Linked DNA regions of Homo sapiens: region 2 is linked to region 1. A link is a loop called in an ENCODE intact Hi-C map of the cell type or tissue named here. Cell type or tissue: CD14-positive monocyte. All regions are shown on one strand.

Region 1 (8,000 bases):
AGATAATTTGCACAAAGTATCTTACTATCAGGTCTGTGATAGGCTCTCAGAAAAAGAAAACTGTGTATCATTCCATTCTTACCAGCATAGTTCTGTTATCCTCTATTCTGGGATATTCTCCTTAATCCAACCTAACTGCACTGGTTTCTTCTTGTTTCCTATCACTAGTTTCATTAGAACATAATTATTATTAAGCTTAAAATAGTGGTTTGGAATTTGTTCATGTAACCCTCCCCAGCCCAAATTCACATAAACACTATACTGTGAACTCCTGTGGACAGAAATCTACATTATTAGCTCTGTATTTCAGGCATGTAGGTTGCCAAATGCATTTTTTAATTAAGTGAAATGCAGTGTGTCTGTACATAACCAATTTTGTTTTTTCATTTTACATCTTTTAGGTCCAATAATCAGCATCAATGTTATACTTAATAAACTGAATTGCTTAATGAGCCAAATTACACAACACATACATTCACACATTCATTCCTTTAACAGACTAAGTAAGGTCTTAGATCTTATGTGCAATTGTGGGAGAAAAGAAAACCCTGTCTAGCTACGTTCACCCAATTCTAGGGTTGTATTTCCAGGGCTAGAACTCGTTGGTTCCCACATACACATTTAGGTCTGTGTCATCATTATCATCTGAGGCTGTGTTGAGTAGCTCTTCCCTATTCCTTGACCCTAGCTCAGATATCCTGACTGGTGGTGAGGCTGCCTGCTAAAAGAACTAGCTACATGCCAGACTATCTAATTTGATTTGGGAGCAAAGAAGGGAAACAGCTGATGATTTGCAAGAAGAGAAATAACATGGGGACCAGGAATCATGGCATAGGAAATGAGCTGTGGATCTCTAGCATATAGGACAAAGAGGCGAGTGGTTAGCATACAATAAAGGCAAAGATAAAGGACTTAAAGGGAGGAGGTGTAAGCAACCCATTCTAGGTGTCTAACGTTCTGACTCATTCTTTCCAATCTTACCTAAATATGAGGAAAAATTATGAAATGTGGGCAGAAAGAATGGAAAGTTGAGTGCTAAATCAATTTTATTAAGCCACAGAAAAGGAATATTTCCACAGTGAGACAGGATGGTATAACACGGTGGTTTTGAATAAGAGGAAAGGAGAAATGGATGAATGTAGTGAAAAAAATCTTACAGAAATGATATAAACTATTTCAGGGGATAAAAGCATTATGAAACAATTTCGTTCTATCTATTGTAACTTCCTATATGGCACTCTTTGTTCAGCTCCTGCTTCCCCATTTAATGAACTAATTTAAATTACATCCAAAGTAGATTATGTGTTGAAGTGGGAAAAGTTCCCTTAGCCCCCTCACAGGGTGTGCGAAGGGGGTGTGGCTCGCTTCTACGGTGCCCAGCTGCTCAAACCTCTAGGGGGAGCTTGCAGACCGGCAGGCTGTGGGGCTCCGACCTCATGGCAGCGTCTAAGGGTGGATGTTTACAGCTGAAGCTCCAGTGGGCGTGTGTTACAGTGCGCTCTTTCAGTTTAGCCGTCCGTTGGCAGCTTGTGTTAATCAGCTTAATTAGACCCTCTGCCTTATAGCAAGGGTGGAGGACTCTCTGTATCCCGGGGTTCTTGCCTTGGTGTACTAGAAGAATCAGATCACATATGGGCTTGGAGAATGAGTGCCAAATTTTATTGAATGGTGGAAATAGCTCTCAGCAGACGGATGGGGAGCCAGAAGGGGAGCGGGAAGGTGGTTTTCCCATGGAGTCAGCTCAGCGGCGTGACTCTCCTCTGACAGCTCCAGCTAAACTCCGCTTCATTCCACTGGTCAATGGCCTGCCGGCGTCTGCTGGTGCCGTTCGGTGTGCTCTTCAACCGAAGTGTTCCTCTTGATGTCTAGCCGCTTCTGTGTTCTCCTGCTGATGTGTTTCTCACGATGTCCAGCTGCTGTGTCCGTGCGCACTAGGGTCTCAGGGTTTTTATAGGCACAGGATGGGGACATGGTGGGCCAGGGTGGTCTTGGGAAATGCAACATTTGGACCTGAAAGCAGGAGTGCCTGTTCTCCCCTAGTTCCATGGGCACAGGTCCAGGGGTGGAGCCCTCCCCAGGGACCCGCCGTTCTCCTCCCAGCCCTTCCTTGCCCCCTCCCATATCAGTACTGTGCAGAAAAATTGAATTATGAAATTATAGTGAAAAGGTCATTACATGTTAGCCAGTTCACATTTTCTCCCAGTGGAGAACCCACTCTGCTTGGTCCCTCATGTCTATTTAGCTACCTTCCGTAGAGCAGAAATCTTACACCGCCAGCATAGTTTGTGTCACAGCTATCATATTCACACACCCTACTTCATGTTATGGAATAAAATGGAGCCCTAACCAAATTTGTTTAATTATACAAAAATAAAGTTTAGTTACTTTTTTGAGGTTCTTGCTCTGTCTCTCGGGCTAGAATGCAGAGATACAATCCTAGTTCACTGCAGCCTCAACCTTCTGGGCTCAATCGATCCTCTCACCTCAGCCTTCAAGTAGCTGAAACTACAGGCATGTGACACCATGCCCAGCTAAGTTTTATATTTTCTGTAGAGACAAGGTTTTACCATGTTGCCCAGGCTGGTCTCAAACTCCTGGGCTTGAGTGATCCTCCTGCCTTGGCCTCCCAACGTGCTTGGATCACAGGTGTGAGCCACCACACCTGGCCTAGTTCCATTTTTAAAACTGTTTACTTGCTGACATATCTATTTGCTGAAGGTTTTAGAATGCTCTTGTCAGAATAAAGTTTAAAAAAAGGCTGTAATTATTTTTAATAATTTTATTTTTGTAGGTTTTCACATTTTGAATGTTAATTCTTGTTTCAAGAGGATTTCTGATTATAAGTAGAATATCCTTTTGTGACTATGAGAGTGTGTGTGTGTGTGTGTGTGCGTGTGTGTGTGTGACTGTTCTCATGGTGGAGGCGTAGGAAAGTAATAGTAATAGTAGTGTTCTTTCATAGTGGCCTCAGATGAGGAAGTGGGAAAGACTATAAATATCTTTCCTGCTTATAGCATGTTAAAAAGCACTTATGTGTGAATCAGCAAAATACCGGGGTTCTAACAGTGGTTCCACTAATAATAGCCTGTGTGGTCCTGAATAAATTATTTTGTCTCTATGGCTTTAGTTCTAATATTTGTAAAATGAAGAGGTTGAACTAGATCATTTTAGAGGATTCTTTCACATCTACAAATTGTGTACCATTACAGGAATTTTCATTTACAGGAAGATGTTCATGACTTTGGGGAAAAAAAGTGTCTAGAGGTCTTCTAATTTCTGATTTTGGTAGGGCAATGATATTTCCATTTCCAGTAGTACTCTTGATTTTGAAATCCCGCTCTTGAAACAGGACTCCGAATTAAGGTGAAATACCTAACATCGGCCGGCAGATGGCACTATTGGGGCACCGACAACCAGATTCCTCTTCACTAACAAGTAGCTTGCAATAAAGACCCTGGAGCTGAATCAATAGGATAAAGAATGGTTGAAATTATTATTAGAACTGTGTTAGAGAGGTCTGTGATGCTTATGATTTCTGATGGCACCACCATGTGCTATAGTCTTTCTAGAGAGCCAGTTAAATAACCAGTCAATTGCTACCATTTTTACCAATTGGTGTCAGTAGACCCACGACTCTTTGTGTGTAAACAGCCATTGGGTTCACAAGGTGTTTCAGGTAAGAATGGAGAAAGTCTTGATGGAAATACAGCTGGCAAAGGTCACAGGACCCTGCCTGTGTTTACAGACTGCACAAGAACCACTTGGTGCTAAAAGCACGTGGCCGACAGATCGGCTTCAGCACGTACCTTCATCATTCCTCTTCTGAGCTAGCAGAGAAGGGAATTTGACTTCTTTTTTTTTCCTTCCATAGAGCGGGGCTTGAATTCCTTTGGCAGGGAGTCCCCAAAGTTAATTTTAACCCAGGAAATTGTGCATTAATAACGTGATACGAGTTTTGCTTTCAACAAAAGAAAACAGAATAAAAGGAATTTCCCAGCTACAGGATATTCTGACTATTCTGTGACATACAGTTTGATAAAACTTACACTAAATCTGACGGAAAGGTTTGTTTGTGATGGAGAAGGAAAGAGAGAAGTGCTTGTCCTTTTGTCTTATGTAGTCCCGCAGGAATACACTGACTTATTTCTACCTTTTCCACATCTTTTCCTTTTTCTTTCTTTCTTGTTTTATTTATTTATTTATTTATTTATTTATTTATTTATTTATTTATTTTGAGACGGAGTCTCTCTCTTGTCACCCAGGCTAGAGTGCAGTGGAACGATCTCTGTTAACTACAACCTCCACCTCCCAGGTTCAAGCAATTCTCCTACCTCAGCCTCCCGAGTAGCTAGGATCACAGGCGTGCGCCACCACGCTTGGCTAAATTTTTTTGTATTTTTACTAGGGACAGGGTTTCACCGTGTTGGCCAGGCTGATCTTGATCTCCTGACCTCATGATCTGCCCGCCTCGGCCTCCCAAAATGCTGGGATTACAGGCGTGAGCCACTGCTTGCGGCCTCCTTTTTCTTTCTTCTATTTTCCCATAACTCATACATATTTTTGTTTCATTTTGCTTTACCTAAAAGATCTCTGACGTATATCTTTTCCTTTCTTCTCCAAATCAAAAACGCTAAGTAAACTTGAAACTGATAGAGGTAAGAAACAACTTACTTTCTCCTCCATTTTAATTCCTGGTTGCAAGTAAAAACATCCTATTATATTCCTCATTTTGCATTTGTTAAAATTCCTCCTGCGCTTTTCACTATTTTCAAAGTTTTAAGTTTCTTTCTGTGAAAACTTGCTTATCTCCAGATCTTAGTCTTAAGATTTTTTGCCTTTTTTATTAACAATTGCTACCAATTAGGAATCTCAGAAAAATGAAAGAGAAAAGATTTCCCCTTCCCGTAACACCATAGCAGTAAATAGCATTTGGAATTGTCAGAACCTTTTTGATAAAATGATGTAGGAAAACATTCACAAAACTATGGGCCTTGAGAAAATGTACGGTGTTGCACTTCTTTTCTTTATAATTTTTATAAAATCGTCCCCTTGAACTTTCCTTAATAATGCAAACTTTTAGGACACTCACCTTGATTGGAAAAATTGTTCTACGTCCTCTAAAATGTAATGCTTCATCTCTAAAATATGTTTTGCTATCTGGTTGTTTTAGTTAATAATATGTTACCTTAGTTTCAGTTTTTACACATAAATTTCTATTTTTCTGAAACTATAAATACTCCAAAGAATTCTTTTAGACAGAACTATTTTCCTCTTCTTGGAACTACCTTTGCAAAGATTAGAACACTAGCCGCAGCTACTCAGGAGACTGAACAGGAGAACCGGGAGCTTGAACCGGGAACCAGAGGTTGCAGTGAGCCGAGATCGCACCACTGGACTCCAGCCTGGTGACAGAGTGAGTCTCCATCTCCAAAGAAAAAGAAAAGAAAAAAAGAAAATGATGGCAGTGAAATACATCTGATCTAATGAGCCTGATGGAGGGCAGGAAAGCCCCAAAATTGAAAGCTTAATCCCAAACTTATGACCATCAGAAAAATTTTTAACAAGTAATATAAAAAGGTTTTCCTTTCACAGTGATGTAAAAATAATCTGGGAAAAGACATAAGAATATAACTATGTTCCTTTGCGTTTATAAAGCAGGGAAATAACCAAGATTATACACATATGAATGAACCATACATATGAAATAAGTGTCTTAGTTGAGATGATAGTTTAAAGTGATTGTTCATTAATGTAAACTCTTAAAGAAAAATATTTCTATTAATGGGTTAAGAATAATTTGACTTATTCATAAAATGAATTTTTATAGTCATTCAAGTTGAGGCAGCTATCTGTTACTGATGTGAGAAAAAGCTTTAGGGAATAGGAAAATTAGAGTATAGTATCATAGCTATAATGTTATTTACTTGTGTAAATTTGTGTGTGTAGCATATGCGTGTGTCTTTGGTGGAAAGATGATCACCAAATTGTTGAGTGGTTATTGCTCGATAGATTTCAGTAGATTAAAAACAATTATTGTTTGTATTTTTCTTTATTGATAGTATCTTTACAAATTCAACATTAGCACATTTCAATATAAAACATTAAATTGTTTTATCAGAAAAGGGTCACAATCCAGACCCCAAGAGAGGGTTCTTGAATCTTGTGCAAAAAACAATTCAGGACAAATACACAGAGTAAAGCAAAAGCAAGTTTATTAGGAAAGTAAAGGAATGAAAGAATGGCCACTCCATAGGCAGAGCAGGACATTCCCAAAAGCAAAAGGAAGAATTACGTCCACCTTAGGTACAATGCTTGTTTATATATAAGAAACAAAGCAAAACAATTGTGGGGAAGGTCTACTGTTAGGGGATCTTTGGGGTGTCACTTTTCTGACCGGAAACATCTGTGACCAGTGGCGCCTTTGCTTGAGATTTGGTGGGGCCCACTGGGCTCATTCTGCCTACTTGGCCTTGCAGGCTGTGCTTGGCTGACGCTACTGGCCTTGATCCCATGTCTCCCAAGGGCGAGTAAGGTGGGAGCGGTGAAGGGTATGTGAGCAAGTGTGAGGTCTGGCCACTGCACACAGTCAGACAGGCTGGTTGCTGCAGTGGGGTGGGCAGCTCCAAGTGCCGGCATGGGTGCTGGTTCTTTGCAAGGCTGTGGCCAGACCAGGTGCACTGCAAGCAGCTTCCACAGCTGGCACTGGGGACCATGGTGGTGCCTGGAAGCTTGGAGATTGCAGGGCCCCAAAGAGGGAGTCACAGCCCTGTGGGGGAGCTCCCAGGTCTGGGATCCCCAAAGGGCCACAGCTCTTCTTTCCTTCTCTTCACCTGCAATGTAGGGAGCAAGCAAGGGGCATGTCTCAGCCCTGTTTGTGTTACAGCTCTTTTAGCTTTGCCATTCGTTGGGTCACGAGTTCTTGTCCTGTGACTAGGAAAAGTGAGTTATGCAGACAAGTGGAGGGTGAGTAAGAGGAAGAAGAGCTTTATTGAGCTATAGAACAGCTCAGAGGGGACCTGCAGTGGGGAGCTTCTTTCTGCAGCCGGAGTGTCCTGACAAGTGTTCAGCTCCTAGGGAGCGGGTAGTTCCTCTCTGCTAGAGGTCATCTCAACAAGTGTTGAGGGTAGCTCCTCTCTGCTGCGGGTCCTCCCATTGTCTGCAGCTCTAAGCAGAGAAGAGGCCCTAGAGTGGTGGCTCCTCTCTGCAGCAGGTCATCCCATTGCCTCTGCAGCTCTCAGCAGAGAGTGTAACTCCTCTCTGCTGCTGATCATCCTGTCACCTCTCCATCCTCTGATCTACCCTGCTGTAGCTGATCCCAGGGCTTTTATGGACCTCAGAGGAGAGGAAGTGTGTGCCAGTTGGTCCATGGGTGGCCATGGGCAGGTCTGGAAAAGGCACCACAAGACCCCACTCCACCAGCAGCCTGGCCCCTAGCCTTCGGACCCTCCCTGGGGGACCTGACCCCTTCCACCCAGGAGTCTGTCTGCCTCCTGACACTGTCCATGCCGCCCAGGCTGCTAGCCCCCAGGGGCACCTGCAGGCCAGCACCTAGCTGCCCTCAGCCCCCCACCACTCAGCTTCCCCCGTACCCAGCCTTTGTGCTCCTGGATGCTCAAAGTCTGGAGGGGGCCGAGGCAGCAGGGGGCTGGTGTATCAGTGCTGCCCACAGCGTGCACACACCCGGCTACACCCAGCCGGCCTGTGACAGCTCCAGGGTTCATTCAGCCCCAACCCTGCTCTGAGATTGGAGTGGGTGCCAGGAGTGGCGAGCGGCTAGGCAGTGGGAGCAGACAACCCTGAGCCTTCGCGGGAGGGCCTTCCGGGTCCTCGAGGGTACAGAGAGCAGAAATGCCAGAGTCCCGTGCCTGGGAGGGTGGGGCTCCCCTGGCCTCCTGGAGCTTGCAGACAGCCCTGGCCACGCCTCCTCACAGCCTGGGGTAGGGGGTCCGGATGCTCTGCCTGCCCCTCAGTGCCGGATTGTGCTGGAGGGTAGCTTGGCC
Region 2 (8,000 bases), 200 kb after region 1:
CCACAGGTTGTTCGGGGAATTAACACTCTCTTGAAGCAGTGGAGTATAATCAAACATCTTGGCTCCTCCTGAAACCTGCTCCCACCCATTTCAGTCCCTAGAAGTTAAAGATCTTAAGTAGTTTAGACATATGCCTTTGCTCAAGGAAATTCACAGAAACCGCCACTGCTATGCATCTTATTGAATGACTCAGGAGTTCTCCTTCACTGATTAATCCTTTTCCTCATCCCTTCCTCCCCCTTCCATCTGCCCTAAGAACAAAGAGCTTGTAAACCAATAAATTGGGTGGAGGCCGAGAGCTCAGGGCCGTGAGCAAGCCTCGGAAGCTATGGTCCCCTGGACCCGCCTTTTAAATTATTATTCTGTCTCTTTCTAATTCCTCTGTCTCCGCTGGACTCGGGGTACCTGCCAGGTGGTGTGGTGTGTCAACACTAATCTGTGTCATAGTATTTCTCAAAACATTTTAGTTTATATCATATACCTTTGTTCTTTGTCAAGATAGCTTTAGATATTCTAAGGCAATCAAAATTCCATATGATGTCTAAATTTGACAGACTTGCAAGAAAAAGTAGACAAATCCACAAGTATTTTTGGAGATACTTATGCCACTCTCTCAATCACTGATAGAATAAGTAGACAGAAACATTTTAAGAAAGCATTTCAAAAAGCATGATTTATAAAAAAATCAAATTGATACTGTAGATTTTATCAAAATTAAAAAGTTTTGCTCCTCCTAAGACATTGTTAAGAGATTAAAAACATAAATCTCAGAAAATATTTGCAGATCAGGCATTGACTAAAGTCTTGTATTCAGAATATGCAAAAATTCTCAAAACTCAATAATAAGAAAACCCATAAAATGAACAAATATTCGAATTCATCACCGTTGTTATAATGATGGCAAATAAACACATGTTAAGATACCACAGTACACCTATTAATTAGAATGACCGACATTAAAAGTATAAGCTGAGACTGTGCATTGACTGGAACTATCACAATCTGGTAGTATGAATCTAAAATGATACAGCCACTTAAAAAAACAATTTTCCAGTTACTAAAAAATTAAACATATATCCACTATATTACTCACCCTTTCCATATTAAGTAGTTACTCAGGAGAAATTAAACATATGTTTATACAAACACTTGTACATTAATATTCACATTAGCTTTATTTGTCATAGTCCAATACTGGAAATGACGCAAGTATTCCTTAATTGAAAATGCTTTGTGGTTTATTCATCCAAATCCATACCACTCAGTAGTAAAAACATTGAACAATTGATACACACGGCAACATGGATAAATCTCAAAATAATCATGCTAAGCAGAAGGAGCCAAATCTGCACCCCACCCCCCAGAAAAAAGTACGTCTATATAATTTCATCTTTGTAAAATTCTAGCAAATGCAAATTAATCTATATTGACAGAAAGCAGATGATTCTTTGTGTGAGGACAGGAGTAGGGCATTACAAAGGGGCAGGAAGAAAACATCTGTGGATAGCAGGTATGTTCCTTAGCTTGGTGGTGATAATTTTACATATATTACATACATACATACATACATATATACACACATATGTAAGTGGTGATGTTTTTATATTGTATATATGTATATAAATTTGTATATATATGTGTGTAGCAAGATAGATAACACCAAGTTGTGTATTTTAAATATGTAAATATTGAAGTAAATTCACAGGAGTTGACCAAAAACATTCCAATCTAATTCTAGTCTGAAAATTTTCAAAAAGGTCAAACTTTTTAATCTTATAAATACTTAAGATTTTCTTCCACAACAGAACGGATCATAAGGCCTAATTATTTAGTTCATTCTTATAGTACATCCGCATTAACTGACGCTTACTGAGTGGAAGACACGGCTTCATGACACTCCTGAGAGGAAGACCTAAGAACAGACAGTGCAAATCAGGAAGCGCAGCCTAGAAGCTTACTCATGGTCACTCTATCATAGGTGCTAATCTCAGTTCTTCCCAATATATTAGATTAGAGGAGTGGAGAAAACTGGGTAGTTCAAAGCCCTCCTTACAGGTGCACGTCTGAATTCTGCCTTTACAAATTAATGTGTCTGCAGACTCTAAAAATATCCTTACAAATGCAGATTATTCTAGAAATTAAAGAAATGAGATAATTGCCTAAGAAAAAGAAGTCTCTGCTCACATTGTAGGGAAGGGGGTACCAGGAAGGCAGGGGAGAAGATAAATTTTCCTCCATTTCAATTTCAAAGACCCACCCAATGTGTTCAAACCATTTATGAAAGAAGCCATCTTCTTGAAGTCAGTTTACTGGCTACCTGTGTTGTGTCAAGCATAATTGTTGTTGTTAATTTTACAAAGACATTTTAGCCGTGATCTTTGAGATGTATGAGTTCACCAACCAATGGAAGAACCAGGCATAATAACCCATAATAAAATGTGATAATAATAATAGCATGTCTATGTACCAGACATTAATGGAATCACACATATTTATTAACTCATTTAAACCTCATAACTATACTATATAGTAGATATGTCTATTATCTGCATTTTACAAATGAGGAAACTGAGGCATGGAGAAGTTAAATAACTTCTCAAATGTTACAAAGATAGGAAAAGACAAAGCCAGGCTTAGAACCCAGGCAATCTGACTTCAGCAAACGTTCCTTTAATTATTTCACCCTACAGTCTACTGCAATTAGCTTAGCACACATGTGATAAGAGCACAAAGCCATGAGTTATGAATTCTGTTTATGGGGCTCTAAGAAGGCTTTGCAGGGAAGGTTACATGAGAGTCAGATTTTTAATGATGAACAAAATTTGTCATGGAAAAAAAGAAATGAAAGAATGAAGGAATATAAAGCAAATGGGTGATATGAAGCACTTCAAAAAGAAGTGGACAATTTGACATAGTCACGAGTAAAAGGGAGAAAGAAGGGACTGACATTTTGCTAACATAATTGTTAATCATGGCATGGGTTCATGTAATGTCAAAGAGCTTGATTTGAGTTAGAAAACCGACAAGTGGCAGCAAGAATCAATTCAATAATGAATGCACAACAGGGGTGCTTAAATGCTTTTGTTTAATATTTAAATCATTTGGTTTTCTTATCAGGCTATTTGTCTTTCTAGCGACTGTCATCAGCATCATATAGGTCCCATTGGTACAAGTATCTCAAAATCAGCAACTGATTATTATGCACAATCAATTGCTAGTTATCTTGGGCCTCTAATTGCAGCTGTTTTCCTGCTTGCCATCTTCTGTGAAAGAGTCAGTGAACAGGGAGCATTCTGGTTGGACTTGTAATGGGCCTTACGGATATGATTGCAGAGTTCACCTTTGGAACAGGGAGTTGCTTATCTTCCAGTGACTGTCCCAAGATTATCTGTTAAGAGCACTGTCTGTACTTTTCCATCATTCCTTTTTTTTTTTCTCTCTTTTTGGTGGTGGGTGGGGGGCAGTCTATACTGGCAGTCTTAGGAATCTCCCTCTTAACAAAACCTATTCCTAATGTACGTATTATCCTGAGCAATCTCATGGATATCTCAAGAAAGCTTATGACTTATTCTGTGGTTTGCGGAAGACAGGGCTCAAGCTGCCCAAGGAGGAGGAAGCCCCGAGAAAGAAGCTGTCATCTGAGAGGCCCTTGTGGAGGACTGCAGTAAACATCAATGTCATCCTCCTCCTGGTGGTGGTGGTCTTTGTTTATGGCTATTTTGCCTGAACTCTGAGCCACTAAAATACTTGATAATTATTAATAAGTAAACCAAGGATAATTTTATGAATTTTCTTATAGCTTCTTGTGTTGCAGAAGGGAGATGAGCAGTTGGTAATTTTGTCTAAGGAAATGACTAAAGACTTGATATTTTGCTTTAATTGTTTCTTTGTATCATTAAGAAAAAGTTGGGCCGGGCGCGGTGGCTCATGCCTGTAATCCCATCACTCTGGGAGGCTGAGGCAAGCAGATCACCTGAGGTCAGGAGTTTGAGACCAGCCTGACCAACATGGTGAAACCCCGTCTCTACTAAAAATACAAAAATTTAGCCGGACATGGTGGCGGGTGCCTGTAATCCCAGCTAGTCGGGAGGCTGAGACAGGAGAATCGCTTGAACCCAGGAGGCAGAGGTTGCAGTGAGCCAAGATCACGCCATTGCACTCCAGCCTGGGTGCAACAGGGCGAGACTCTGTTTCAAAAAAAAAAAAGAAAAAGACAAAAAAGAAAAAGTTGACAATTTATAAAACTATTAAGTGACCCTATAATGTGTGTAAACCAGAAACATAGGGTCTAAATTATTGTTTCCAGCTTTATTTTGGTATAATTAAAAAATAAAAATTGTATGTATTTAAGATGTAAAAAAAAAAAAGGAAGGAAGGATCGGTGGAAGGAACACTAGACAAGCGACTTAAATTTCATGACCAAAGAACACTATGGAAAGTTAAGGAGTCTTAACTGTAGCATATAGGCTGTGGATGATGGGGATGAATTCAAGGTGTTAAAGCAGAGAAATGTCAGGTGAGATTAGTTTGCACTGAAAATACCTGTCAGGCCAAAGATTACATTGTACATTGCGTTAGCAAAATAGAGACAGCTCTACTCTTGTACACTACTTCATATTTCATATCCACTGGGATTTGTATTTGGGCCCGGATCAGTCATCCTCAGAGGCCTCCTCTGCTCTGCAATTTACCTCCTGGATCCTTTTCCTTCTCTTTTCTGATCTCATGCAGCAATCATGTAATGAAGCTATGGAAAAATCATAAGATTTCTGGTTTCTTTGTTATTCTTTTTTTTTTTGTAGAGGTGGCAGGGGGATGAAGTTTCACTCCGTCACCCAGGCCGAAGTGCAGTGGCATGATCTTGGCGCACTGCAAACTCTGCGTCCCAGGTTCAAGCGGTTCTCCTGCCTCAGGCTCCCAGGTAGCTGGGATTACAGGCATGTGCCACCACGCCAGGCTAATTTTGCATTTTTAGTAGAGATGGGGTTTCACCATGTTGGCCAGGCTGGTCTTGAACTCCTGACCTCAGTTGATCCTCCCACCTCGGCCTCCCAAAGTGCTAGGATTATAGGTGTGAGCCACTGTGCCCGGCCTGTTTCTTTGTTATCTTTCCAATATATCACTGTGTTTTCCCTCAGTCAGAATTATCTTCTATTTTGTTATATATTACCATGTTGGCCGATGCACCTCTAGAGTTCCTTAATTTTCTAAGGTTAAACTGTTGCACATGTCCTTGTGCATGTTAATCTATGTGAAAGTCAGAAAGAGAAAAAGGTAAAGAGGTAAGCTTCAGGAGAAACAAAGAACCTCCTTTACAAAAGGATTTCTAGTCTGAGTGAATGGTAGGCCCCAAACAACTGTAACCTGTAAGAACAGATTAAGTGATATTTTATCTTAATGAATGGGAAACTTCATGGTTAGCAGGATGTGAGTAACACTCATGCACATAAACCGCAGGACCACTGGACTCATGATAAGTAGAACACTGAGAACCTCAATGTCATCTGTTTACAGACCCAAGTGATCATTATCACTGACCTCCTTTCAACCATCAACTTTTTCCAGCTAGTGGTTTACCATCTGTATAGACATTTATTTCCTGATTTATGATAATGTTAGTAACATGTTCTCCTAGGGACCTCCAAAATCCAAATATAAATGTGTAAGCAGTCTCTTTTCCTGCCTAGACTTCATAACACAATCTTATGCAATTTGCCATTTACTTCTCTGCTCAAACATTCTCCATCTGCTAGGCTGTCTCCTCCTCCTCTTCCTCCAAACCACCTCTCAGTTGAATCTTTAATCATTCTTTCAAGTACATCATTTTTTCTGAAACTTTTTAAAAAATGATTAAAATATGAAATGAAAATGAGATATGTGGAGTGCCAGTTAAGAGGGTAAAATTGTGTCATCAGAGAATATTACAAAGCGTACTTTGTGCTCATCTCCCCTATTTTGTTTTCCTAAGTGGCACTTTTTTAAGTGAATGAAAATGACCCTAGAGTGGCAAGATGACAGACTAGATGCAGCCAAGAAGTTTGGCTCGCATAGAACATGATTTCAACTACACCAACATAACTTGAACACTTATTGGGAGAGAAAATGCTCAATGTGAATGGAGAAAAGATGCAGTCCCTAAGGCTGAAGCGAGGGGAAACTGGGAACCCTGATTGGGGTGCCTGAATGCTAGGGCTGGTTCCTGGCCATGAATGGTGCCTGGGAAAGGAGTGAGTGAAGGGACTGGGGGGCTTCTTGCTCTCGCTGTGGACCTCTGGGGTCTTATCTGCAGGGGATCCCACAGCCCTAGGGACATGTGAGCTGGCAAAGGGTCTCCCTGAAGATTACACAGAGATGGAGACAGAGCTGCAACAGGCACACAGCTGGGAACCTTTGAGTGTGGGTCAGCTCCGATAGAGCCCAGCCATAAGCACCTACCTTCTAGGGCTGCCCATCTCTCTCTCAGAGGCTCTGGCCCCAGAGAGAAAGCAAGGCCTGCTTCCCTATGGGACTGGAGCACACCTGTCCTGCAGGCCCACCTGCCCATCAACTCCTTCCAGTGCTCCTGCCTGGCTGCCCCCTAGGAGTGTGTATACAGTGCAGTCTCTGCTGCCCAGCTTGGGTGCTTTGCTCTACCTAAGTGCATTCTGGCAACCTAGCAATCCTTTGAGTCCCCCCAGCACACCGGGAATTCAACCCCAAGGGTCCAGAAGAGGGAGCCACAAGAAGGTCATGGGCCCCAGAGCCGCAGCCCATGGCTCAGGAGTACAGAGCTGGGATCTGGGCTAATGAGGGAGTAGCCCACACTCGGAAAACAGAGGAGGTAAGTCACACAGTTTGATGGGCTGGTATGAGACCTAGGTAGGCCTCCCCCAACAGGGCTGGTTCGTTAAGGGTATGGTCTATCTCTGTACCAGACCTCTCCCCAAGGGTGCCCCACAGGCTGAAAGACCTAACAACAACAACAAAATCACAGCCATAGTGCCAGTGATCGGAGGTGGCTCCCCAAAGGCCCAGGAGTGGACCTGGGCCCAGAATCGGACCAAAAGAAAGATGGGGTCACCTCTCTCTCCTTGGCACTATAGAATACAGCTGCAAATGCAAGGATACACAAAGGAACCCAGCCTCCAGTAAGAGCTGGTCTACCCTCTGTTGCTCTTATGTGCCATCTACTGGATCACAGCCCAAAGTGTAACAACAAAAAACAACTAATTCTCCGGGGGCTGTGAAACCAAGGACAAGAATTCAATTACAAAGACCCTGTCCACAGCCTTACCCTCTGAAAACTTCCAGAAATGAAGCCAACTGACTACACTCAACTTACACCACAGTTAAAGGAATATACACCTTTCCAGATGAGAAAGAAGTAGCACAAGAACTCTGGCAATTCAAAAAGCCAGAGTGTCCCCTCACCTCCAAATGAGCCCATTGGCTACCCGGCAATGGTTCTTAACCAGTCTGGATTGTCTGAAATGACAGTCATGGAATTCAGAATCTGGATGGTAAGGAAGCTTATTGAGATCCAGGAGAAAGTTGAAACTCAATCCAAGAATCCCAAACACCCAGGAAAACAATCCATTGTAAGATTGTAAGTAAAATATCCATTGTTAGAATGACGCAAACTGAACCTCCTGAGTTGGAACATTCACTACAAGAGTTTCATAATACAATCAGAAGTAATAACAACAGAATAGACCAAGCTGAGGAAAAATTCTCAGTGCCTGAAGACCAGTCCTTTGAATCAAGTCAGTCAGATAAAGAAAAAAGGAATTAAGAAAAATAAACAAAACCTATGAGAAATATGGGTAAAGAGACCAAATCTATGGCTCACCAGCATTCCTGAGAGAGAATAAGGAACTTGGAAAATGTATTTGAGGATATAGTCCATGAAATTTTCCCTAATATCACTAGAGGTTTATATGTAAATCCAAGAAATACAGAGAACCCCAGCCAGATACTATACAAGACAACCATCCCCAAGGCTCATAGTCATCAGATTCACC

Evidence for each region. Hi-C counts contacts between places; a loop is a spot of excess contacts. Peaks named below come from ENCODE experiments on the same cell type or tissue, not always from the same donor. Only the 100,000 strongest peaks of a DNase experiment are listed, where the experiment ranks them.
Region 2: a loop joins it to region 1, with 2.4 times the contacts of the local background. A loop is called at or near these places in 7 of 110 quality-filtered maps.

The regions. Positions count from the first base shown.
Region 1 is chr11:124,068,147-124,076,146 of GRCh38, forward strand. No RefSeq gene overlaps it. Among named protein-coding and RNA genes, the nearest start is that of OR10G7, 31 kb to the left of the region's middle. In CD14-positive monocyte, CTCF peaks have their summits at 1,362 (motif pointing right), 1,568, 3,388 (motif pointing right) and 3,588; DNase peaks (open chromatin) are centred at 1,415, 2,965 and 3,385; H3K4me3 peaks cover 2,784 bases; H3K27ac peaks cover 771 bases.
Region 2 is chr11:124,270,855-124,278,854 of GRCh38, forward strand. It overlaps the pseudogene SLC5A4P1. Among named protein-coding and RNA genes, the nearest start is that of OR8G5, 18 kb to the left of the region's middle. In CD14-positive monocyte, no CTCF peak of the experiment used is centred here; no DNase peak of the experiment used is centred here.